Linked DNA regions of Homo sapiens: region 1 is linked to region 2. A link is an interaction called in ENCODE POLR2A ChIA-PET data of the cell type or tissue named here. Cell type or tissue: PC-9. All regions are shown on one strand. Links, peaks and the distances in the headings refer to the core of each region. The heading gives the core; the rest is flanking DNA.

The links. Peaks named below come from ENCODE experiments on the same cell type or tissue, not always from the same donor. Only the 100,000 strongest peaks of a DNase experiment are listed, where the experiment ranks them.
Region 1: POLR2A ChIA-PET joins it to region 2 with 11 read pairs; 4 of 35 experiments call an interaction of 5 or more read pairs at or near these places.

The regions. Positions count from the first base shown.
Region 1 is chr9:113,354,025-113,370,831 of GRCh38, reverse strand. BSPRY (B-box and SPRY domain containing) reads right to left here. Exons shown (of 6, transcript NM_017688.3): 2 at 16,494-16,592; 3 at 10,095-10,325; 4 at 8,438-8,463; 5 at 2,449-2,573; 6 at 1-1,216. The coding sequence ends at 690. Among named protein-coding and RNA genes, the nearest start is that of BSPRY, 13 kb to the right of the region's middle. RefSeq lists enhancers at 413-913, 914-1,414. In PC-9, for the core only: no CTCF peak of the experiment used is centred there; a DNase peak (open chromatin) is centred at 9,471; H3K27ac peaks cover 707 bases.
Region 2 is chr9:113,288,747-113,298,890 of GRCh38, reverse strand. It overlaps PRPF4 (pre-mRNA splicing tri-snRNP complex factor PRPF4), which reads right to left. Exons shown (of 14, transcript NM_001244926.2): 11 at 8,303-8,425; 12 at 8,084-8,191; 13 at 7,875-7,993; 14 at 5,986-7,424. The coding sequence ends at 7,231. It overlaps RNF183 (ring finger protein 183), which reads left to right. Exons shown (of 5, transcript NM_001371237.1): 5 at 670-1,798. The coding sequence starts at 707. The coding sequence ends at 1,285. Among named protein-coding and RNA genes, the nearest start is that of RNF183, 9.6 kb to the left of the region's middle. In PC-9, for the core only: no CTCF peak of the experiment used is centred there; no DNase peak of the experiment used is centred there.

The DNA of each region.
Region 1 (16,807 bases), core at 4,887-12,886, 68 kb before region 2:
TTAATGGGATGTGGAAACTTTAGCCACAGGCTTCTCTGCCTGTGAAGAGAGCATTTCTGCATGTGAACAGCTGGAGCAGGAGGCTGAATGGCAGTGCTTCTCCAGAGACCACAACATCCACCCAGTCACCTGTCCACCTACATTCACCTATCCATCTATCCATCCACTCACCTGCCAAATATTTATTGCATGCTCACTATGCACCAGGCACCATGCTAGATGCCAGAGACAAAGTGAAGACACCCTCAGAGGGGCAGATGCATGGTGGATTTGGGAGACTAAGGCCCAGGGAGTAGTAGGTTCCCCACAGGTACCCAGCACTCAAAGCAGCAATCTCCAACCCTTTGAATGCAAGGACTTTTTTGCTTATCTGTGGTGGCAGATATCACAAAAATTATACACAGACTTTTTTTTTTTTTTTAGCTCATCAGCTATCGTTAGTGTATTTTATGTGGCCCAAGAAAATTCTTCTTCAAATGTGGCCCAGGGAAGCCAAAAGTTTGGACACCTGTGATTTACAGGTTATGCCTAGATCTGAAACAGATCCCCATCCCTCCTAAAGCTGCCCACTGGTTATGGGCCCTGTTTCTCTTAGAAACACCACACACATCATTTGGGAAAAGCACACTGAGTAGAAACATGGCCTGAAAGGGTGGTGGGCGGTGGACCTGGCTTCCTGTGGCCAGAGGTCAGCGGACGATAGAAATGGTCTGATCGGCCACAGCAAAGACTGGGAAGAGGGGCCCCGGGAAGGACACATGATGGGCACAGAGCACTGTGCCGGAGGCTGGCTCATAGAAGAGCAGCTCCTGAACCTGCAAGTCCAGCACTACACCCAGCTGGGCTGGGCCCCGCAGCAGCCCCAGGGGCTCGTGCTGCCCATTGTGTGAGAAACGAAACTCCTGATCATAGCGAGAGAAGACCCAGGAGAAGGCATTGTGGCCCAGACGGCAGTCACTGCCAGAACCCTTGCGGGGCAGGTGGCCTGAAGCCACGCCCACCTTATAGGCACAACTGTTCTGGACATTCACCATCCAGGCATGGAGCCCATTCTGGAAGGAGGTGGCAGCCAGGGCATTGGGCCAGTGGTCGAAGCGCTCCGGGCCATCTGCACAGGCCTTTGACTTCTTGGTGCTGAAGGTCAGGGTCTTTCGATCATCTGACAATTGCAGGAAGGGGCTGACTGTCCTCTCATCGATCCGTATGTCCTCTGTGCCTGCCAGAAAGAATTCTCAGAGTTGCCGAGGGCCCACCCCTGCCCTAACCTGGTCCTGCCAGGTAGCAAAAGGTTCCTCACCACTCACTAGCATGGTGACCTCATATAAGCCATTTACTCTCTCTGAGCCTTGTCTGCAAAACGGGGGTCAAAATAGGACTTCTCACTGGGTGATCACGAGAATTAAACAGAATCATACATGTAAAGTGCCCAGCATGTAAGTGCTCTATAAACTGTAGCCTTCATAACAATAGTTACTATCAGTCAAGACCCTCAACTGTAAACTCTGATAGAAATAAGGCCCAGAGAGAAAAAGGGAGTTGCCCAAGTTTACACACTGACTTGGTGGGAGGGGCAAAATGAAGACAAAACATTTTGTTCCTATACGTAGCACTGATTATACTCTTTCTACTTGGTCATATCTGTGGCCTCCAGATTGGACGTGTCCTAGAAACACAGCCTCTGGGAGCTAGGAAGCATGAGATAAGCAATTTCTAGCAAATATCTAAACTGCTGGTAAATCAGGCATCATTTGATACCAGAATCTAGAGTAGAGAAGCTACAGCTTCTACCAAAATTGTAAGGATAATACGAGGAGGGAGGATTAAAACTGAAAAAAAAAAAAAATCAGTCTATTAACCTAACTGTTCCACGAATTGTGAAAGACTACCATTGGGAGAATGGAAGCTTCCATCTAACTTGGAGGAGGCCTGCTCTGGAGAACCTCTGTGCTAAATGGGAATTCCTGGAGGCAGAAGACCATGTCAGTTTACCTCTGTGGCCCCAGCATGTGGCACAGGGTGGGGCCCACAGTTGGCCTGAGTCAGTGTGTGTAAAGTGAATAAGTGAGGCAAATCAGGCAGTTTGATTCTTGGTCCAGATGTTCTTCAGTTGGCCATCAATTTTATCTTCTTAAAGAGAAACCCCAGGTTTCCAATAAATAATACTGGGCTGCCCTAGTAGGTCAGGATATAAGGAAGACATGACTTATAGGAATGAGATTTATCTTTGACCCAACCACAGAACATGTTAGTCCGGAAATGGGAAGGACTTGGCCCAGCTGCCCCAGGCCTGTCTGGAACCTTGACCCTACTGACCAGCCTGCATCCAGCATGACTTGTTTAAGCTATCATCTCAGAAGCACGGGTCCCCATTGTGAACCAGGAGTGAACCCCAGACAGACAGACAGAAGCCCAGTTGTCCTAATGGTCCTGGGCTCTACTGCTCCTAACCTGAGAGAGACCCAAGAACCGCCGTTGCCCAGAGTTGGGTCAGTAGTGGGCTCCGAGTGCACTTCTCATTAAAGTTTAACATTTCCGACTCCTGGGGATCCAAAATGCCCTCTGCTTCTTCGGTCCTTATATGGGGAAAAACAGAGACAGAGATTCAGGATGGTTCTGGAAATATATCTGGATCAATATGGGGTGAAGAGAAGAACAGAAGTAAAATCTCCTATCAGGCGATACCAAGATTGGCAGCTAGGGCCAGGTGCAGTGGCTCACCCCTGTGACCCTAGCACTTTGGAAGGCCTGATGTGGGAGAGGATCACTTGAGCCCAGGAGTTTGAGACCAGCATGGGCAACATAATAAGACTCCATCTCTACAAAAAATTTAAAAATTAGCTGGGTGTGGTGGCATGCACCTGTAGTCCCAGCTACCTGGGAGGCTGAGGTGGGAAGATTGCTTAAGCCCAGGAGTTCGAGGCTGCAGTGAGCCAAGATCATGCCACTGCACTCCAGCCTGGGTGACAGAGTGAGACCCTGTCTCAAAAAAAAAAAAAAGAGTGGCATCCAGGCCCCACACAGGTGCTTGGGCCAAAAGGGAAGGTGGCCATTTCCCCTGTGCCCCCCAGAAGCCTTAATTTTAGCAAAGCTGGTGGACAGTTTATAGGAAGATGTGTTCTTGGTGCCAGTATTAGAAATTGAAGGTGGTGTGCTCTGCAGAGGAAGCAACTTGCCAGAGTCCCTCAGTAAGTTAATGGCAGAGCTGGGGCTAAGACCTCCTGGGCCTCTGGAACCCCTGCACGATAGTCTTTCTACTCCAACATCTTGCCCTTGCCTGGAAAATATCTCACCTCCCTCTCAGACCTGTTGGGGCAGTCATGTTTCCCTGGGTTTTGTCAGAAGGTACAGCCACTCCTCTACTTTAAAAATGCAAACACCTGAGGGGTCCACAGAGGAAAGGGCCATCAGTTATCACCCCAGCCACAAATGAATCATGGCACTGTGTGCTCTCAATAACTCTCCCCTCAGCTCACAATGGGGGCTGGGTTTTGCTGGAGAGGTATTTTGGGACAATATGATGCCTAGGAGTTGAAAACTGCCATGTATCAGCAGTGAGGGCCTGGGTTTGCTGTTTTCTCTACAGAATCATACCTCAACTTTGCTATAACCTGGGAGGTAGTGGTTATCTGATTTAACAGGACAGAACAGATTCAGAGCTAAAAAGGGGAGCTAGATTCAAGTCATGCCTCCATGCAAAAATAGAACAAAACTGGGATGAAGCCCAGGCAGCATTCAACATAATTTTTTCCTTGACCTGAAGTGAAATCTCAAAGGAATATAGGGCAAAGTAGGGGTTTACCATGGAGCTTTGCAGCCTTTTGACCTAGGTGCTGAGAAAGACCTTTCCTACTGCCTCCAATCCTGAAGATGGCGTTGAGATCAGGCAGTGGTTCCGAGTACACACACTCTCTCCCCATATCTCATGGCTCTGTGCATAAATGGAGTGGGCACAGGGGTGGGGCATGTGCCCTGATGGCTCTTTGCAAGACTGTCACTGTTCTGTCTTGGGAGGTATAAGGTGAACAGAACCTTAGAAATGCTGGGAGCAAGCTCTAGTAACAAAGGCTCTTTGTGGTCAGGACAACAGAGGGTCTATTGCCATCTTCTCAGAACGCAGGAGCTCCCGCCAACAGGTGGGGAAGAAAGAGGAGCTGATGTCAGCGGTGCTAAGCTGTCATCCCAGGGCAAATGTGAGGCTGAACATAGTGAAGTCTACAGCGAACCACCCGGGCTAGCTGCCCTATGGTACCGAAGACAAAACTCATGGCCCCAAAGGGGTGGAAATGAAAAAGGGCCTGAACACAGCAGGCCCTGGCCAGGATCAGAATGCCCAGATGGTGCGGCAGGATCTGCTGCAGTGTCCAGTCAGAGTTGAGCCCAGCTACAAGCGTGGAAACACCAGAGCCAACAAGGCACTTCTCAGATAAGTGAGTTTCCGGCTAGATGGGGCTTCACAACTTTTGAACACTACTTTGAGAGTATATTCGCTCAGCCTGGGGGCATAAAGAACTACAGACAAATCTGGAACTCTATGGATAGGCCTTTCAATAGTAGTATGGGCTTAGCAATGCTCGGACAACTTTGTATGTATTGTAGGACTGAGCAAATACTGATGTTGTTGGGGGCTGGAGTCCTCACTGTAAAATAACAAAAGGTACAAATGTAGAAAGGGAGAGGGCAAAGGAAAAACCTTGAGGTGTTACATTGGAATTAGAATCTGTGATACAGGCTGGGCATGGTGGCTTATGCCTGTAATCCCAGCACTTTGGGAGACTGAGGTGGAAGGATCACTTGAGGTCAAGAGTTCGAGACCAGCCTGGCTAATATGGTGAAACCTTGTCTCCACTAAAATTACAAAAATTAGCTGGGTGTGGTGACACATGCCTGTAATCCCAGCTACTTGGCAGGCTGAGGCAGGAGAATCGCTTGGACCCAGGAGGTGGAAGTTGCAGTGAGGCAAGATTGCGCCACTGCACTCCAGCCTAAGTGACAGAGTAAGACTCCATCTCAAAAAAAAAAAAAAAAAAAAGAAGCTGTGACACAAACTCATGCATCAAACAGCTACACACACACACACACACTCTCTCTCTCTCTCTCTTTCTCTTTCTCCCTTCCTAGTTCCATCTGCTATATGCTGAGTGAGCTGAGTGAGGCCTAGAAGCAAGGTCACTGAGTACCCTTAATGCTCAGATCTTGGTTTCTAAATATCATTCTCCACTAAAAACAACCAGGTGCCCTGGAGAAGCAGCTGATTCAGGGGCAGGAAAAGCACAAGTTGAGCTGGGGTTTTCTTCTTGTGCTTCTTGTGAAAGAGAGCAAGAAAGTGCTCAAAGAATGATGGGAACTTTTCAAAAGGACACAGGGTCCAGCTTGAAAGGGCTTCTACAGGCCAAATCTGGGACAGTCTGAATGTCAAAATTAGTAATAACAGTGACAGATTATAATGCACTGAATAAAATAAGAATCCATCAGTCTGTATTAATATTGAATAAGGGAACAAACAAGCAAATAAAAGGAATAATTCAGGCAGGAGTGACCAATGGATGCTAAAACTATTGGGAGAAAGTCTGAAGGGACACAGGATATATATGCAGAAAGTGTCTCCTCACAGACTGCTTATTAATTATAAAAGGAAAAGCATAACTTTATAATGAGGAAACCTGGCAGACATCCAAGTGCTCAAAATTGACATCCTTGATAACGGACAAAGGGACATCATGTGCCCCCAGATATGATGAACTGAAGACAGATCACTTATGAAGTATTCCTGCTAAAAATGTATAACTTGAATCTAATCATAAGATAACATCAGATAAACCCAACTGAAGGAGATCCTATAAAACTGGCCTTGACTCTTTAAAAATGTTAAAAAAAAAAAAAAAAACAAGCTAAGGAATAATTCTAGACTTAAAAAGACAGCTGAATTAGGAAAACAAAATAAAACACTATTAAGAACTTTTGCACAATTGGCAACAGTTGGATATGGACTGTGTATTAGATTATAGTATTATATCAATGTTAAATTTCCTTAATTTACACTGGGGTGATGTAAGGGAATGTCTTTGTTTCTAGGAGAAACATGCTGAAGTATCTTGAAAGAAAAATTCATGTTTTCTGGAATTTACCCTCAAATATACCATAAAAAAATAAGTTTCTAACATATATACTAGATAGATAAATAGGAAGACAGAGAGAACGAGCGACAATGAATGTGGCAAAATGTCAACAATTGATATTTTCTACGTGAAGCTCGTTATACTACCTTTGCAACTTTTTTCTAAGTTTGAAATCATTTGAATAAATGAATCATTTGAATAAAAAATTAAAGATCAATTAAAAAATCAGATCAGCTTGATATTAAGGACACACTGTATTAAAGGAAGATGACAAAGATAAAGGAGATAGAGAAGATGGGCAGAAGTGTGAAAAGATTGTACAAGGGGAGAAGTGGGAACAAGCCAAGCATGCGTTAGGAGACAGTAAAATAAATATGATCCGTCTACACTGCAATATTTCACAAACTTTCAAAAAAGTGACGTGAATGTAAATGTACTGATGTGGAAAGATGTCCCAGATAGCCTAACAAGTTTCACAACAACAGGTATAAAATGATCCTATCTGTGTTTTGATTTTTTTGTTTTTTTTGAGACAGGGTTTCACTCCCATCACCCAGTCTGGAGTGCAGTGGCAGGCTCTCAGCTCACTATAACCTCCGCCTCCTGGGCTCAAGTGATCCTCTTGCCTCAGCTTCCCCAGTAACTGAGATTACAGGGGTACGCTACCGCACCTAGCTAATTTTTGTATTTTTAATAGGTTTCTTTCGCCATATTGGCCAGGCTGGTTGTGAACTCCTGACCTCAAGCGATCTGCCTGCCTAGGCCTCCCTAAGTGATGGGATTACAGGCGTGAGTCATCACGCCCAGCTTTTTTTTTTTTTTTTTTTTTTTTTTTTTTTGAGGTGGAGTCTCACTCTGTCACCCAGGCTGGAGTGCAGTGGCGCATCTCAGCTCACTGCAACCTCCGCCTCCTGGGTTCAAGAGATTCTCCTGCCTCAGCCTCCTGAGTAGCTGGGACTACAGGCACACACCACCACACCTAATTTTTGTATTTTTAGTAGAGACAGGATTTCACTATCTTGGCCCAGGCTGGTTTTGAACTCCTGACCTCAAGTGATCCACCTTCCTCGGCCTCCCAAAGTGCTGGGATTATAGGCATGAGCCACCGGGCCTAAAAAACATTTTTAAGACAACAACCAAAAAACCGCCACATACCCTCCTATGACTATATATAAGTCCACAAATGCACATCTGTTCAAACCCATCACTGTCAGGGAATAGGATTGGGAAAGGGTAATGCAGACTCATTTTTCTTTTTCTTTTTTCTTTTTCTTTGAGACAGGGTCTTACTCTGTTGCCCAGGCTGAGTGCAGTGGTGTGAGCACAGCTCACTGTAGCCTCAACCACCCAGGTTCAAGTGATGCTCCTGTCTCAGCCTTCTGAGAAGCTGGGACTATAGGCTCTCAGCACGAAGCATGGCTAATTTTTTTTTTGTAGATATCAGGTCTTATTGTATTGCCCAGGCTGGTCTCAAACTCCTAGCTTCAAGCTACCATCCTGCCTTGGCCTCCCAAAGTGCTGGAATTACAGGTGTAAGACACCATGCCCAGCAAGATTCATTTTTCATTTTAAATGGCTTTATATTGGTGGATTTTTTTTCTCTCATGCACATGTATTACTATTGAAACTTCAATATAAAAATAAATAATTTATACCCATTGAAATACAGAAAAATAAGTAAATAAATAAGAAGAATGGACTGTGTTCCCTAAGTATAACTCTGAAATTTCACACAGAAGGTTTGTGAATTACTCTGCCTGGCAAATTATGTCCTCTTGGCCACTTCCTCAGGCCCTCAGCTCTTTTAGAACTCAGGCAGGACCTGGTGAAATTCTTTTATTACTGAAGAGCTAAAATGCAAAATCTGAATGGTAATGCAGACTTAAGTTTCAAAGATTCCTCCATCAGGGAAAGGAGAAGTGAGGCAGAGGCAACAGTACCGGGGCAGGTGTTAGATGGGTCCAACCCCTGGTTCCAGGCTTAGGGAGATCCCTTCCCCTTTTAGAATCTCAACATTTTCATCTGCACATGGAGGTGGTAAAACCCTCCAACAGGGTGACTACCTTTTTACAGAGGAAGTTTAAGAAAGCAGTGGCAAGCCTTGGATTACTAAGTATTCCACTGCCTTTCCATGTGTTTTAAAGCAGTTCTCTAAGCCAAGGGCAGAGACATTCCCTGTCCACAGAGCCAGGCTCCAGAAAAGCCACTCAGCTGCACACCCTGTGCATTCTCCCAAGAGCAGCAGGGCTGAAGGCAGTGGAGTGTGAAGAGGTCTAAGGGTCTCCAAGACTACCCAGTCAAATCACGGGGTCTATACTCACCTCTCGAAAATCTCTTGCTCCTTCTGCTGTGAGAAAAGAAAACAAAGTCAAGCTTGGCACCAGATACCCAGCAGGGAGTCAATGCTAAGACAGATTTAACTACCAGAAAGGGCTCCATGTGGACTCTAGAATAAAAACTTCTAGTCTTTAAGACCAGCATAAAGCTTTCTAGGCTATTCTACACACACACACACACACACACACACACACACACACACACCCATAACACATGCTCAGAATGAATCACTCTACCCCATGTCCCAGGGCATCCTGGATTCCCCTCAACTCCACTCAGGACCATCGCCTGTTCACCCAACAGCATCTCCCATGAAGACTGTTAGCTCCTGGACGGCTGCGACTCTTTCTGAGTCTTCTATTGTGACTGTCCCAGTGTCTGTGAAAGAGCATGCTCTGTCCATGGATGCTGTGACTAAATGAATGCACAGTTTCGAGCAGTCATAGAAACTGCCCTACTTGCAGAGGCAGTGGGACAGCTCAGGTGTTCCACATTCTCTTTCCTCTGCTTGTGACTCAGATGCCACCTTCTCCCCTCAAAACTGCAGGCAGCTGCCTATCTATATAAAATACTTTGAAAGGCTATGTACCAAATATGAATCATGGTGATTTCTGGGTGGTAGGATTAAGGATGAGCTCTGTGTTTTCATATCGAAGACCTTGTCAGCTCCCCGGAGCACAGTGTTCTCTCTACATGCTCCTGAACTCTTTCCACCTCCTCACTTCCTTTGACACAGCTAGTTTTCTTATCTTTCAGGCATCAGCTTCTAAGTCGCTTCATCCGGGAACCTTCCCTGACCCCTCTTTCCCCTAGCCTGGATTGTCCGTCCCTAGCATGGGTGAGTTCCTCTACCATAGCACATATCCTTCCATATCCTAATTGTCAGCCAGTGTATTTGTCTCCTTTGTAAGGCTGGGAGCAGCTGACAGCTGCATCTCGTTACTCTGCCCCATAGCACAGTGCTTCACATATAATAGGCACTCAGTATACAATGACTCACTATCAAAAGAAAACTATTATCAGTGCCAAAGAAACATAGTTTTATTCCCTTGCCTCATGTCAGAGAAGAAATTATTCAATGATACCTGTTAGAGCACAGTAAGGCAGACTTTATTCAAGACCTCATTGCAATGGGGTCTTGCAATGGGAGAGAGACTGGGTTCAACTCTGAATACAGCGTGGGCAGGTAGGAATTTATAGCTAAGGAGCAGGGTTGGGGGTTAGTGGATGGAAAATTACTAAGAGGAAACATTGGGGGTAAGGGGGATTATGGCTAAACCTACCTAACAGGATTCTTGCTGCAGACAGAACACAGTGATCAGACATCACCTAGGGGATGGTGGTGGATGAGGAACCTGATCAGATATCAAGGATGATCAGATATCAAGGATGGGGGTTTCTGGCTACACTGACTTAGCAGGGTTATTTTGCAAAAACTGGATTTTATAATGAAGTGCACAGATGGGCCTGGGAGAAGGCTCAGAAGCCTGACTAAAGTTTGGCCAAGCAAAGAATCTTTGTCACTCATCCCTGCTCCAAATTCTCATTTCCACCCTCCTCATACCGACAAACATTCTCGATATTTTCAGGCTTTTGGGGAGCCTGGCCAACTGGTCATGCCCTCACCCTTGCCTGACTTACAATCAGCTGGAGGTCATCCAGGTGAGTAAGCATGCCCACCAGGCCAGTGCGGATGGTGTCAAGTTTCTGCAGCGCCTCGGCCCAGTGCACCCGCTGTGTCAGGATGCTCTGGTGGGCCCGCTCCTCTTCGCCATGCACCTGTTCCAGTAACCGCTGCTCCTCGCTCTCGCAAAGACTCCTCACCAGACTCAACCGCTGGATAACCAGTTCCCTCGCTGCACTGGCCATGCTCTAATGAGGGATAAAATGAGGAGTTGGGTGGTCTGTGCAAAGCCCCGGTCAGGATTTAAGAGGGTTTAGGCTCAGTGGAAAGGAGTGTTGAGATTGATTAGCAATGTCTGCCACGGGCTTAGTAATGGAAATAATAGCATGTAAGCCTTTTACTTTGACATCTCTGCCCCAAGACTTCCCAAATATGGTTTAGGGTAAAGAAATTTGAGATGCAGACACATAGGCCATATCTCAGGGAGCCATGATCACATAATGGAAGACCTGGGCAGGACTTAGAGCCCAACTAGAATACTCTGCTTAATCACAGTTGGGAATACAAGGTCAAAGGATCAAGGTCAGAGAATCACAGAATTGCAGAGCAGAGGGCCTAAAAAGTCATCCCCATCAGCAGGATCCATACCAGCAGTGGTACAGTTGATATTTCACCATGTTTGAGGGAAAAAACTGATGACTTCCTAAAACTGTCCATTTCAACTGGTTATGTGGTAGAATTTTTATCTGCCACAGAAGAGGCCTGAAATCAATTCTCAGACAATTAACAGGTGTCTTCTTGTAATTCTTAGCACAGTGCCTGGCATGCAGTAGGTACTCAAATATTGACTGAATGGGAAATTTTTTTTTTTAAATTTTTTTTAATAGAGATGGAGTTTCACCATGTTGCCCAAGCTGGTCTCAAACTCCTAGGCTCAATAAATAAGCCCAACTCAGCCCCACAAAGCGCTGGGATTATAGGCATGAGCCACTGTGCCCACCCAGGAAATTTTTTCTGACTTAGTAAAAGATCTCTTCATAGTGCTCACATGGCAATTCAGTAGCAAAGCTGAGACTCGAACCCAATTCTCTTGACTCTCAGTCCAGTCCCATTCCCCTACACCAGATGCCACCTGGCAACCAATCCTTCCCAAAGGCACCTGTTGCATAAGGCAGCTGCACTTGTACTCTTGCCAGACAAGTGGGAATAGAACTGCCTCCTTCATGTCAGAAAGTCAGGGACAGCCAGCAGCTTTCCCTATGCCCTGTCCCTTAAGACCTGCTTTGTACAGTGCACAGGGCAATCATTCCTATTTTACAGAAAACACTGAGACCCACAGTTTGCCTTACAGGGAGGAGAGACTAGCTAAGTGAATGGCAAGTGAACCCAGAAGGTAAGACTCCAAGTTTATAGTGTGCTCTTGAGGCAACATAACATAGTGGTCAGGAAATTAAGCTTTAGAGGTAGTGTGTAGATTTAAATCTTAACTGCTCCGCTCATTAGCTGTGGAACTTAGAACATATTCCTTATCTTCCCTATGCCTCTATTTTCTAATCTGTAAAATGAGGATAATAATAGTACCTACCTCATAAGGCTATAGTGAGGGTTAAATGTGTTAATATATATAAAGTAAGTAGAACAAAGCCTGCTACATTATGTGTTCAATAACATTCATTCACTATTGCTCTTCTTTATCTTTTTTTTTTCTTTTCTTTTCTTTTCTTTAAGAGACACAGTCTTGCTCTGATGCCCAGGCTGAAATGCAGTGGCACAATCATAGCTCACTGCAGCTTTGAACTCCTGGGCTCAAGCGATCCTCCTGCCTCAGTCTTCCAAAGTGCTGGGATTACAGTCATGAGCAACTGCATCCAGCCCACGATTATTCTCCTGTTTATCCCACTTTAATGCCTTACCCACAGGGTGAGCCCCTGAAACCATGGTTGTACTGTGTGATCCTGGATCAAAACAGATCCTCACCCAAGATGAATCAGATTCTGATTCCTGCCTAAAAGACTCTAGTCATTCTCAACAAGTTTGTTGAGCCATTCCCAGAAAAGGAGAGCAAAGAAAAGAAAAACTTCCCTTTCCAAACACATGACAGAGAGTAGACAAACCAAAAACCCTCTCAGAATAAAGTAGAGAAATGCTGGAAAAATAGCCCAAGCATCCTTTTAAAAGTGTGGTTGTGGCTGGACACGGTGGCTCATACCTGTAATCCCAGCACTTTGGGAGGCTGAGGCAGGTGGATCACCCAAGGTCAGGAGTTTAAGACCAACCTGGCCAATAAGGTGAAACCCCGCCTCTACTAAAATACAAAAATTAGCTGGGCCTGGTGGTGGGAGCCTGTAATCCCAGTTACTCAGGAGGCTGAGGCAGGAGAATTGCTTGAAGCTGGGAGGTGGAGGCTGCAGTGAGCTGAGATCGCACCACTGCACTCCAGCCTGGGTGACAGGGCAAGACTCTGTCTCAAAAAAGAAAAAAAAAGAGGTTTTTATTTTTTGTTTTTTGAGACAGGGTCTCGCTCTGTCACCCAGGCTAGAATGCAGTGATGCAATCATAGCTCACTGCAGCCTCAAACTCCTAGGCTCAAGTGATCCTCTCACCTCACCCTCCCAAATAGTTGGGACTATAGGCCCATGCCATCATGTCTGGATAATTTTTTAATTTTTTGTAGAGATAGGGTCTTGCTATATTGCCCAAAACAGTCTCGAACTCCTGGGTTCAAGTGATCCTCCTGGCCTTGGCCTCCCAAAGTGCTGGGATTATAGGCATGAGCTACCATGCTCAGCCCAATGAATAAGCTTAATAGAGATATATATATATATATATATATATATATATATATATATATATATATATATATATATAGAACTCTACAGGCCAGGCACAGTACCGGGTCATGCTGGTAATCCAAGCAGTTTGGGAGGCCAAGGCAGCAGGATCACTTGAGCCCAGGAGTTCAAGGCTGCAGTGAGCTATGATTGCGCCACTGCATTTCAGCCTGGGCAATGGAGTGAGACTTTGTCTAAAAAAAGAGAAAGAAATAATAATGAAATTAAGACAAAGATACAAAAGAGTAGACCAAAAATACTAGAAGCTGGTTCTAAAGACTAACAGTCAAACCTGTGGCAACTTTGATCAAAACTAAGAACAACTTTATCTTAAGTAAACCCTTAAGAAAAAAGAGTTCTGTTTTCCAATCCATTGAATAAGGCTCACATAACCTTGATACCAAATCTGATGAGGACTGTACAAGAAATGAAATTCATAGACTAATCTCACTCCTGAGCATACAAGCAAAAATCCTAAAACAAAAATAAAAAATGCTTTACTGAGATTAGCAATCCAAATTCAGAAATTTTGTATTAATAATACAAGGGGATAGGAAAGGGTACATGTGGCTATAAAAGGGTAGCACAAGGAGTCCTAGTGATGGAACTGTTCTGTATTTTAATTGTGGTAGTAATCACATGAATCTATGCCTGTGATAAGATAGTTAAATAAATATACACCATTTGAGAGCAGTGATCTCTCCCACCTCCTTGGAACCCATGCTGGGACACTCTGCTCTCTTAGTTTACTTCCGTTTCATTAGCTGATTTCTTGGTCCCCGTTCGCTGGTTCCTTCTGTCTTCTCAATAGGAGGTGAAGTGCCCTAGGGCTCAGTCTTTGGACCGCTGCTCTTTCGTGTCTACACTCATTCACTTAGTGATGTCATCCTCTCCCACGGCTTTCAATACTATTTATACACTGATAAATCCCAAATTTATATCTCCAACCCAGCCCTCTCCCAACTCATATATGCAGCTACCTACTCAGCACCTTCACTTGGATGTCAAATAGGTATCTCAAACATAACATGCCCACAACAACTTAGCATGCCTGCTCTCCCCCACTCCCCTCCCTGCCTCCGCCAACCATCACTCCACATGCAGTCCTTCCCCCACCCAGTTCATGGCTGCTCCATCCTGCCAGTTGCTCAAATAAAAAAACTTCAGCATTATCCTGACACCTCCCCTCTTTCTTTCATAGCCTACATCTAGTCCATCAGCAAATCCTGTTGCCTCTTCAAAATATATGCAGAATCTAGCCACTTCTCACTAGCTTTGCCACCATTGCTTGGGTCCAGACCACACTTGTTTCCCACCTGGATTATTACAATGGCTTCCTAACTGGTCTCCCTGCTTTAACCTTTGCCGCCTATAATCACTTCTAAACATAGCAGCCAAAGTGTTTCTTTCTTTTTTTTTTGAGACAGAGTCTCGCACTGTTGCCCAGGCTGCAGTGCAGTGCGCAGTCTCAGCTCACTGCAACCTCCGCCTCCCGGGTTCAAGTGATTCTCCTGCCTCAGCCTCCCAAGTAGCTGAGAATACAGGCGCCCGCCACCATGCCCTGCTAATTTTTTTGTATTTTTAGTAGAGACGGGGTTTCACCGCGTTAGCCAGGATGGTCTGGAACTCCTGACCTCGTGATCCACCCGCCTCAGCCTCCTAAAGTGCTGGGATTACAGGCATGAGCCACTGCGCCCAGCCTCAACCTTCTTAATGAAGTCATTCCTGGTCACAGCACATGTAATTGCAACCCGTCCTATTCCCCTTTCTGTTTTATATTTCCCCATAGCACATATCACCTTCGGACATAACATAGATTTTGTTACTGTCCCTCTTCTGTGACAAGAATGTAGGCTTCATGAAAATAGGAATTTCTGTTTTGTTCACTGGAGAATGCCTAACCCATTGAACAACAGTATCTGGCACATGGTAGGTGCTCAATAAAGATTTGTTAAATAAATAACTGGTGAAATATTGGTAGCTTTCCTCTTAAAGTCAGGATTTGTCGGGCCAGGCACAGTGGCTCACGCCTGTAATCCCAGCACTTTGGGAGGCCGAGGTGGGCAGATCACCTAAGGTCAGGAGTTCAAGAACAGCCTGGCCAACATGGTGAAACTCCATCTCTACTAAAAATACAAAAAATTAGCTGGGTGTCGTGGTGGGCGCTTGTAATCCCAGCTACACGGGAGGCTGAAGCAGGAGAATCGCTCGAACCCAGGAGACGGAGGTTTCAGTGAGCCGAGATCGCGCCATTGCACTCCAGTCTGAGCAACAAGAGTGAAACTCTGTCTCAAAAAAAAAAAAAAGCCAGGATTTGCCACACTAGCTTCTATTTAACACAGTACTAAGGTCATAACCAGTGCAGTAAGACAAGAAAATAAAAAGGATAAAGAAGAAGAGGGGAAGAGGGCAGGGGAGGGAGATGGAGACCATCATGCAAAAGCAAAGCATAGATGGGCACCAAGTAGCTGCCTGGACTCCTAGCAGCTTTCTGGTTCCTGGTCTAGCCCCTTTTAGGTCCTAAGAGGACCCCTAGTGTCCTGTCAGGAAATGCCCCATTTTGCTTATACTTGTTCAACTGGGTTCTGTTCCATGCAATTAAAAGAACTCTGACTAATGTGGTACCAAGTCTGTTCCGTGTACTATAGGGAAAGGAGGGAGGGGATATGCAGAAAGAAATTCATAGGCTCTGCCCCTGATAGGCATACTTGAAAGTGATGACACAGCAGTGGTAATGAGTCCACTGAATAAAAAAATCTGCAGTGGAGGCCAGGCATGGCGGCTCACACCTGTAATCCTAGTACTTTGGAAGGCCAAGGAGGGAGGTTGGCTTAAGCCCAGGAGTTCGAGACCAGCCTGGTCAATATGGTAAAACCCCGTCTCTACTAAAAATTTACAAAGTTAGCCACTCATGGTGGCAGGCATCTGTAATCCCAGCACTTTGGGAGGCTGAGGCAGGAGAATTGCTTGAACCAGGGGTTACTGTGGGCCAAGATCACACCACTGCACTCCAGCCTGGGCAACAGAGTGAGGCCCCATCTCAAAAAGAAAAAAAATTAAAAAAAAGAATCAGCAGTGGGATGCAGCAGAAGGAGCACTAGCCTAGGAGACAGAAGATCCAGGTCACAGAACCGACTGCCAGGAGGCTATGGGGTCCTTGGACAGGTCAGTTAACCTCTTTAACCTCTATAAGGACCCATTTTCCTATTTGTAAATGGGGATGTTACTGCTATCTACTTCATAAGATTGTCACAGAGAATATTCAATGTAAAAGTCCTAGGTTATTTTATAATTCTGCAGCTGGGCAGAAAATGACCAGATGGTAGAAGAATACGACCCTTCTTGATCCCCTATGCCAAGATACCCAAGAAAGTCATTTGCTAGCAGAGTCTTTGCACCAAGTATGGTACAGGAACAAGCCCACCCTGCCCAGATGGTAAAATTGAGTCTCTGAGGGATGAGAAGCTTTGCTAGTAGCACAATGAGTCTGTGAGGTTGGTAAGGGACCCTAGACTTGCCCAAGTCCCTAAGTCTAAGGCCTTATCCTGGGAGGGGGCTGAGTAGAGAGGAAAGAAGAGGAATTACCACTGCTCTTTGATTCTTCCCCGGCAGGACGTCCGCCACATACTTGGTGATGGCAGCACTCTGTAACTGCAGCCTCTCACACTGGTCCACAATCTTGTTCTGCAACACAAACAACGCTTGTGGCATCTTGGTCCATGTACCTGAGCCATTCACTCCATCCCAGTGATTTTCTCCTGTTACCACATGTCAGCCACCCACTCCCATGGTCATAGCCCAGATCTCATCATTATCAAAAACTGTACCACCTCCTAAATCTCCATTTCAAGGATCCACACTCTCCCCACCATGCCCTATCCTTCTCACTCCCTAATTCT
Region 2 (10,144 bases), core at 1,106-9,105:
GAGGCTCTGGAAGGGGAAGAGGCTCTGGAAGGGGAAGAGGCTCTGGAAGGGCTGATCTGGGGACTGGGGCAGGGAAGCTTCTGCAAGGCTTCCAGGTAAGGAGAAAGGCCTTTCCAGGGGCTTCCTTGCCAGGCCAAGGACTGGGTGAGTAGGATGTGGAGGGTTGGCCCTCTAGCTCAAGGGGAGGAGGGAAAGAGGGCTGGCATTTGTCCCCATAGGAGGGACAGACCAGGGAATTCACAAAACCCATCTCTGCGCTAGTCAGGGATTTGAGGTAGCAGGGAAGGAAACATTTGTCCTGTAGCAAAACCCGCAGACTGCAGCTTACCCCCAGCTCCCTGGATTCAGGGCAGCCAAGGGCACAGACAATGACCATAAGGAGCATTTGCGTCCAGCTCCAAAGCCCAGGGCGACATCTGCTCCAATGCCGGCTCTCTTGGGGGCTCTTGGTAGGGGTGGCCCAGGCCTTCACCTTGACAGAGGGGAGGCTGTAGGAGCATTTGACTCAACTCGATGGGTTAGGAACTGGTGATCAAGAACAAAACGCTTTTGAACCTAAGTAAAACGTGGTGATTACACCTTTCAACACCCACAGAACACTTTGCCCCAGGCCAAGCACAAGGATGGGACTTCATGGCTGTTCCTTTGCTCCTTTCCCCCTTCTGCCAGGACGTCTCCCGCGAAGCCTCCCCGTGTGTGGCTGAGGATGGCTGAGCAGCAGGGCCGGGAGCTTGAGGCTGAGTGCCCCGTCTGCTGGAACCCCTTCAACAACACGTTCCATACCCCCAAAATGCTGGATTGCTGCCACTCCTTCTGCGTGGAATGTCTGGCCCACCTCAGCCTTGTGACTCCAGCCCGGCGCCGCCTGCTGTGCCCACTCTGTCGCCAGCCCACAGTGCTGGCCTCAGGGCAGCCTGTCACTGACTTGCCCACGGACACTGCCATGCTCGCCCTGCTCCGCCTGGAGCCCCACCATGTCATCCTGGAAGGCCATCAGCTGTGCCTCAAGGACCAGCCCAAGAGCCGCTACTTCCTGCGCCAGCCTCAAGTCTACACGCTGGACCTTGGCCCCCAGCCTGGGGGCCAGACTGGGCCGCCCCCAGACACGGCCTCTGCCACCGTGTCTACGCCCATCCTCATCCCCAGCCACCACTCTTTGAGGGAGTGTTTCCGCAACCCTCAGTTCCGCATCTTTGCCTACCTGATGGCCGTCATCCTCAGTGTCACTCTGTTGCTCATATTCTCCATCTTTTGGACCAAGCAGTTCCTTTGGGGTGTGGGGTGAGTGCTGTTCCCAGACAAGAAACCAAACCTTTTTCGGTTGCTGCTGGGTATGGTGACTACGGAGCCTCATTTGGTATTGTCTTCCTTTGTAGTGTTGTTTATTTTACAATCCAGGGATTGTTCAGGCCATGTGTTTGCTTCTGGGAACAATTTTAAAAAAAAACAAAAAAACGAAAAGCTTGAAGGACTGGGAGATGTGGAGCGACCTCCGGGTGTGAGTGTGGCGTCATGGAAGGGCAGAGAAGCGGTTCTGACCACAGAGCTCCACAGCAAGTTGTGCCAAAGGGCTGCACAGTGGTATCCAGGAACCTGACTAGCCCAAATAGCAAGTTGCATTTCTCACTGGAGCTGCTTCAAAATCAGTGCATATTTTTTTGAGTTGCTCTTTTACTATGGGTTGCTAAAAAAAAAAAAAAAATTGGGAAGTGAGCTTCAATTCTGTGGGTAAATGTGTGTTTGTTTCTCTTTGAATGTCTTGCCACTGGTTGCAGTAAAAGTGTTCTGTATTCATTAATTCATTCACTTATTCATTCCACGACCATTTACTGGGCTGGTGCTGAGTGCCAGAACTGAGGGAAGAGAAGAGTAGGATTATCCAGGGGTGGCAGATGGCCCTCACTAGCAGGAAGGGGTGTGCTCATTCAGCTGCTGCTTTTATGAGACCACCTCTTGCCAGCATGTAGTTCATGGAGTGTTAGGTGAAATCTAAAGGTGAACGATGTTAGATCAGTGGACTAGGGGAAGTCTGGGATTTGGAGGAATAGGTCTTTCTTCCTCCCGGCAGATACAGAGGCCCTGATTAGAATGGACATGGGGTAGAGTTCTGATTCCCTTCCCCCAAGCTCCATAATTCCAGCTTCAAGAAGATGGAAACGCTGGACACAGGCAAAAGTTTAACTCCCATCCCAGGCCATGGGAGGCAGCGGGGGAACCCTAGCTTTCACTTTACATGATAGAATCCAGGAACCAATCAGACAGAATTTGGGGGCTCAGGCTGTTGCTTGGTAAGTTGCAACCTTGCAGTGTCTAAAACTCTGATTTCTGTTTCCCCAGTTTTAACCTTGCCTGGTGGCTCAAGGCTCTGAAACAATTTTAAAGTGGTTAAGATACCATCACAGCCTGGGCGCGGTGGCTCACGCCTGTAATCCCCAGCAAAGATTAGCTGGGCGTGGTGACGCGTGCCTGTAATCCCAGCTACTGAGGAGGCTGAGGCAGAAGAATTGCTTGAACCCAGGAGACAGAGGTTGCAGTGAGCCAAGACTGCGCCACTGCACTCCAGCCTGGGCAGCAGAGTGAAACTCTGTCTCAGGAAAAAAAAAAAAACGATACCATCACACACAAAAGATACCATCACAAATATGTAAGGATAACATTTTGAGGTTTTGGGGGTTTTTTGATAAGCAGAAAAAGCGTTCAGAGGCCAGAATTTGAGTTGGTTGATTTGCTCCAAATAATGTTAGATTCCCCCCAGGTGTTTTAATGTACAAAATACTCCAAAATATCCAATACGTATATTTCACATTTAGAAAAACCAAACGGTTTAAGCTCCAATATGAAGAAAAAGTCTCCATTACAAAGTTGCAAAACTGCCTACATATTCCTTTAGGGGACTAGCAACTATCTCTCCATTTGTGCCATCAAAGATAATTACACTAAAGCTGGGACTCCACCTTTCCCCATTGACTTCATTTCTTTACACAGTGTTGCTCCTTAAACTTGTGGCAGATAAGTTAGGCAATAATCTCACCATGTCCTCTGAGCTAAGCGGACAGGCGAGGGCAGCTCAGGACAGGAGAAACTGAGAAAAGCCCAGGAAGGAACACTGGCCTCTGCACTAGGCCTACTAACCTCAGCAAGCTTAATCCCCAGTTTACAGATGGAACTGAGGCTCCACCTTGTTCAAGGCCACCCAGCTAGTAGGTGGTAGAGTCTTTTCAGTCAAAAAAGAACTTAGATCCTTGGAGTGGTTGATACACCACCCAAATAAGACAAGATGTAAGTTTGAGGGTTTTTCCGATAGGTGAGGATATACAGTCATCCCTTGATATTCAGGGGGAAATGGTCCCAGGACCTCCTGAAGATACCTGAATCCGAGGATGCTCAAGCCCCTGATATAAAATGATGTAGTGTTTGCATATAACCTACACACATCCTCCTCTATACTTTAATTCATCTGTTGATTACTTACAATACCTAATACAATATAAATGCGATGTGAAGTTGCTATACTGTATTGTGTAGGGGATAATAACAAGAAAAAAAGTCTGTATATGGTCAGTAGTGTATTTTCGACCTATGGTTGGTTGAATCCTAGAACCCGCTGATGGAGAGGGAGGGCTGCCTGAACATCATGGTGTCTCCTGTTTTCATATTCGGTAGCTCTAGCTTGGGGCAGTCCCATCCTCTTCGAATGTATCTGGAAATGCATGGGAGCATCTTTTGTAGTCAGTGGAGGGGGTGAATTGCACTGCTGACATTTAGGGCTCAGAGGTCTGGGATACTAACACCTGCTGCAATGCTTATGTTGCCAGTTCCACAGGATGAAAGATCATCTAACCAAAAATGCAAATAGCTATCTTGTTGACAATAGGCTCCTCATCCGTTCAGGATGTGCGAGAGTTACTTTAACATGGGCATGAGCTCAGAGATGGAAGTGACTTGTCAAAAGTGCAGTATACAAGCTGGGCACGGTGGCCCGTGCCTGTATCTCAGTTACTCAGGAGGCTGAAGCAGGATGATCATTTGAACCTAGGAGTTCATCTCATCTTTTTTTGAGATGGAGTTTCACTCTTGTCACCCAGGCTGGAGTGCAACGGCACGATCCCGGCTAAGTGCAACCTCCCCCTCCCGGGTTCAAGCGATTCTCCTGTCTCAGCCTCCCGAGTAGCTAGGATTACAGGTGCCTGCCACTACGCCCAACTAATTTCTGGTATATTTAGTAGAGATGGGGTTTCACCATGTTGGCCAGGCTGGTCTCAAACTCCTGACCAAAGTGTTGGGATTACAGGCGTGAGCCACTGCGCCCGGCTGAGATCCCATCTCTTAAAAAAAAAAAAAAAAAAAAGGGTGGGGGGCATTATACAAAGTGGAGAGTCCTTAAAAAGCTCAGACTTCGTACAGGAAACAGGCCATGCTGGCTGTACCGGTCCTTTTGTCTGGCCAGTGTGGGGAACCTGTGAAACCTTCATAAGGTCATCAATGGTCAGATGACAGTTCAAATTCAAGCTCCATCACTTGCTAGCTGGCTAAACTTGAGCAAGTGTTTTTGGAGCCTGTTTTGTCCATAAAAAGGGAATAATAAACTCAAAAGATTGTGGGGATTAAACAAGGTATCTGAATGTGCCTGGTATACCATCTAGGTAGGGACTAAGTGTTCTGTGAAACGGTGGCTGTTTATCTTGCCATTTTCACAAATGCCACACCTGGCTTTGTGCTTCTTAACCACTTTCTTACAATGATGTTTTAATTCCTGTGAAGAAATAGCCCACAAGGTATTTGTTCTGTCAAAGGCTTGGATGAAATGTTTTCACCCAACTGCTACCTCTTGGACCAACCAAAAAACAAAGAAAAACAAGTCGAAGGGAACTAATAGCAAAATTTAAACCTGAGAAACTAAAAATCTTTGTTAGCACATTATATCCAATTGCATGCTAATTCACCAGTGTTCTTCATTATTTTACACATACTACAAAGAAGAAAAAAAGTTCTTTTCATCATAATCTATGAAATAGAATTCATTAATACCTGAACAATAGTGAAGTGAGCAACAGAGGGTAGTCCTGAGAATTCAGAAGCTGAACAACTACATAGGAAATGCAACTATTTGGTTATAATTGAAATCAGATTAAAAACAGTATGTTTAGGTCAGGCACAGTGACTCATGCCTGTAATCCCAGCATTTTGGGAGGCCAAGGCAGGATTGCATGAGCCCAGAAATTTGAGACCGGCCTGGGCAACAAAGTGAAATCGTGTCTCTACCAAAAAATCAAAAAAATTAGCTAGGCATGGTGGCATCCTCCTGTGATCCCAGTTACACAGGATGAGGGGATGAGGCAGGAGAATCATTTGAGCACAGGAAGTCAAGGCTGTGGTGAGCTGTGTTCGCACTACTGCACTCCAATCTCGGCGACAAAGCGAGACCCTGTCTCAAAATGAAACAAAACAAACCAGTTGTTTGGCTATATATCACACATTCAGGGTCCACAGAATAGAGCTGACCAAAGCCATTGTCAACCTCTCTGCAACAGCAAATTAAGTTTTTTTGAGATGGAGTCTTGCTCTGTTGCCCAGGCTGTAGTACAACGGTGTGATCTTGGCTCACTGCAACCTCCGCCTCCCAGGTTCAAGCGATTACATACGTGAGCCACCGTGCCCGGCCAAGAAGCCTTTCTTTAATAACTCTCCTCTGTAGACAACCTTTTCTTCTTCCAAATTCCTATATATTTTTTTGAATTTACTGTGTAATTTGAGAGTTCAGAGGCTGTATAGTTGAGGTGAAAAGAGGTGCATGACAGACAAGTTAAGAATTGTAATTGAGTCCAGGCCTGGCTTACTGGCAGTCTGGCCCAAAATGCAAACAGCCTTCTATTTTAAAAAAAATTGTTAACAAGGTGCTAAGGAGACATAAATCAGAGTAATCCATATTTGAGATCATCCATTATATCCCAAACCAAAAAAAAGAGACCTCTATGGACCAATGGCTAGGATTCAGAAAATGCTTAACTATAGAAAATAATTCTTTATAGGGTAGTTTTGTAACAGGATTTTACCGTAGCAAATGTGGAATAAAGAAAAGGTTTAGGTTTAGGAACACCCATTAGGGTTTTTTCGTTACTTCAACATAAAGTACCCTTTAATACACGAAGTACATCCTTTAAACAGCCAAGAGAAAGGAGGTTGTACAATAGAGACGTCATGTTTGCTTTCTAAACATTTGTTTGACTCCTGACACAATGGTTTTGCTTTGGGGTAACATGAAGGTTGCCAAACTTCAAAGTAAAAAAAAAGATATTTTCTGACAAAGCAAATGTTCAGTTCAGAGTTGCCTGATGCTGTCAGCATTCCAAGCAAACTCAATAGGAAGAGGTGAAGTCTTCTTCACTGTATAACCATCGGCGTGGCTGCGGTCTACTGCTTCACATCCCATTCTCCAGGGAAAGGAAAAGTGCTCGCTATGATGCATTGTTTAACCAATGAGTGGTGAGATGTGCCTCTTTACCTGAGGGCTTCCAGACTATAGTTCAGCCACCTTGCTCTCTGGGTCATATGTAGTCCTGAAGCATGTACCATGTTATGGAAAGCCAAGTTTCAAGAATTAAAAATGCAGAGTCAGTCACAATCCTGGGTGCTGTGAGGAAGGCTATAAGGCATTCGAACAAATTTTTTTTTTTTTTGAGACAGGGTCTTGCTCTGTCACACAGGCTAGAGTGCAATGGCGCAATCTCGGCTCACTGCAACCTCTGCCTCCCAGGCTTAAGCAATCCCTCCCACCTCAGCCTCCCAAGTAGCCGGAATCACAGGCAGAAGCCACCGCGACCAGCTAATTTTAGTATTTTTTTGCAGAGACGGCATTTGCCATGTTGCCCAGGCTCGTCTTGAACTCCTGAGCTCAAGCGATCTACCCACCTCGGCCTCCCAAAGTGCTAGGATTACAGGCGTGAGCCACCACGCCCGGCCAAACAAAAGATTAATAAAAACAATGTCTACACAGTTCGTGGCAGGGCGTAAAAAGGTAATAAATTTTCAACCGTGAGAGGGGTTCCCCATCACCTAGGGATTGGGCTGCCTTCCTGGAGTGGGGGCTGACATGGAAATCCAATTCTACTGAGGGTCTATGCATGGTAATTGGCAGAAAACATGATAGAACTAAACACTTCAATTCTTCTCGTTTGAGGAAAACAGCTCCTTAGAGAGAGCTTGAGGTTCAAGTCCTTTTCCCATTGTCATCTATTCAGCCATCCACAGCTTGAAGGTCCTGTCATATGAGCAAGTGGCTATGAGCTGCCCATCGGAAGAAATATCTAGGCCCATCACTTTGCCTTCGTGGCCAGCCAGAGTCTTCAGCGGGGACCAGCCTGGGTGCGTCCAGATCTTGGCTGTGTTATCATAGGCACCAGTAAGCAAGAAGTTCCCATGGATAGCTACAGGAGAAGAGAAGGGGAATTGCTTGAGGAATTCAAGTATTCAAAAGAGAAGACAAAAGCACAAAAGTCTGCAAAAACATACTATTTTTAAAAAAACTTGTTTCTACAGACTTAAGGGAACAAATAACAGTAAGGTCTTTTGGCTCATTCCCTGACCGAGAATCTATTCAGAATAATATTAAGGACTCAGTGCTCAGAGCATCCATGGAGGAAAGAATGAAGCAAAGCACTCATGAAAGTCTGCTTTACTTCCTGCAACGAGAAGCGTGCTTTCCCACAGATCTAAGGGTATGGCAGAGGGAAGGAAATTATAATTTGCTCCTTTACCAGTAGGTCAATTTCTCTCCTGTTTTACTGCTCAGTTAAGCTAAAGCCTGGCCTGCATTCCACGGGAACACAATACTGTTTGTCTGTGTCATTTAGACGTAAAATAGGAGGAAAGCTTACGCTCAAACTTGACACCAGTCACTAAGTTCTGATGAGCAGGGATGGTGTAGACGCAACGCCGCTGTCGGAGGTCCCACACTTTGCAGGTGTTGTCACCACTGCCGGTTGCAATGTGATAGCTGTGGATTGGATGCAGTATTGAAGTTAGAAATAGAGTACTTACTGACCCAGAACCCTTTTTCGCCCCTCATTCAGTGTGTTTATTTTACCCATTGGGGGAGAAATTTATTCCATAGATTTCTTTCAGGTGGCCTTCTAAGAACATGATACAACGTCCTGTGCGTAGGTCCCAAACTCGACCAAATGCATCCAGTCCCCTGAGAAAATAATTTAGAAATGAACACTTTGAATCCAGTTCTCTGTGGAAGCAGGTATAGGTAAGAGGTGAGAGTACTGAACTGCCCCTGACTACATGGGAGAAGCCTTACCCAGTGCCAGCCAAAGAGCCATCTTGATGGAAGGCAATGTCATACACACCCATGCTATGGCCTTCCTGATGCAGGATCTCCTCTTGAGCCTCCAAATCCCATAAGCGCCATGAACGGTCATAGCTAAAACCAAATCACACTAACAATCAACCAGCTGATATTTATTCAGTTTCTACAACACATAAAGTATTCTAAGCCATTATAGCTTAAGTTATTAATGCTTCTGAAACTATTCATATAACCATATTAACAGGAAGCTCCTTTCTGACATAAACAATGACTCAACAACTAAGCTTATCTGCCTTAGGTGCTAGCTGAAAACCATGGAATCGCTGTAAACCTCTAGGGCTTTTTTTTTTTTCTTCTTTTGAGACAGAGTCTCACTCTGTTGCCCAGCCTGGAGCACAGTGGCGCAATCTTGGCTCACTGCAACCTCCACCTCCCGGGTTCAAGCCATTCTCCTGCCTCAGCCTTCTGAGTAGCTGGGACTACAGGTGTGCGCCACCATGCCCAGCTAATTTTTGTATTTTTCATAGAGATGGGGCTTCACTATGTTGGCCAGGCTGGTCTCGAACTCCTGAGCTCAGGTGATCCACCCACCGTGGTCTTCCAAAGTGCTGGGATTATAGGTGTGAGCCACCATGCCCAACCTAGTGGCTATTGTAATAACAGGATTCCCCAAGAATGGCCCAGCAAAGACTCTGTTACCTTCTTTCTTCCTCCACTGTTATATTCTTTCATTCATCAAGCATTTATACATTTACTAGGCCCTAAATTGGATGTTGGGGATACAAAAATCACTCATACACAAATAGATCAATGGAAGAGAATAGGAAGTACAGAAATAACCACACATATATGGTCAGATGATTTTCAACAAGGGTACTGAAACAATTCCAACAGAGAAAGGAAAGTCTCTTCAATACAAGGTGGTATAACTGACTATGCACATGGAAATAAAGACAAAAGAGACAAACACAATTTAAAAAACCAGGCAAAGCATATGACAGAGCACTCAAGAGCAATAATGATCAGGGTAATAAGAATGAAAATCACGGGAGATCACTACACACCTGCTAGATTGGGCAAAATGGTAAGACTGACAACACCAAATGTTAACAGGGATGTGAAGTAACCAGAACTCCGGGAATGTAAAATGGTGTAACCGCTTTGGAAAACTGGTGGGGAGTTTAGAAAAAGTTAAATATACATCTCATACCTCTACCCTATGACCCAGCAATTGTACTCATGTCCACAAAAAGCCTGGTACAAGAATATTTATAGCAGCTTCATTCTGACTGGCCCAGACCTGGAAACAGCCCAAGTGTCCATCAACAGGAGAATGGATAAACTATGGCACAGTCATAAAAATGAATAACCCCCAGCAATAAAAAGGAATTACTGATACATGCAACAACATGAATGACTCTTAACAATGTTATGCTGAAAGAAGCCTGCCACAAATGAATTCACAGTATGAATAGACATAATTAATTTGTGGTGATAGAAGTCAGATCAGCAGTTGCTTTAGAAGGGGGAGTTGGCTGGAAAAGGGCATGAGGGACCTTTCTGGGGTGATGGACTATTCTCTATATTGACAGAGGTGTCGATCACAGGAATGGTACGCGTTTGTAAAGACTGACAGCATTGTACACTTAAAATAAATCCATTCCATTGTATGTAAATTATAACTTAATGGAAAAGTTCTCTAACAGATTCTAGCCTCCCTGAACTTACAGAACCAGGAAGGGAGACTTATATACCTGTAGCATTGGACAAGAGTGAAAATCCTTGTTTTCTGGTAATTTGTAACTCTGAAATTTCAGATTAATTGTAATTTAA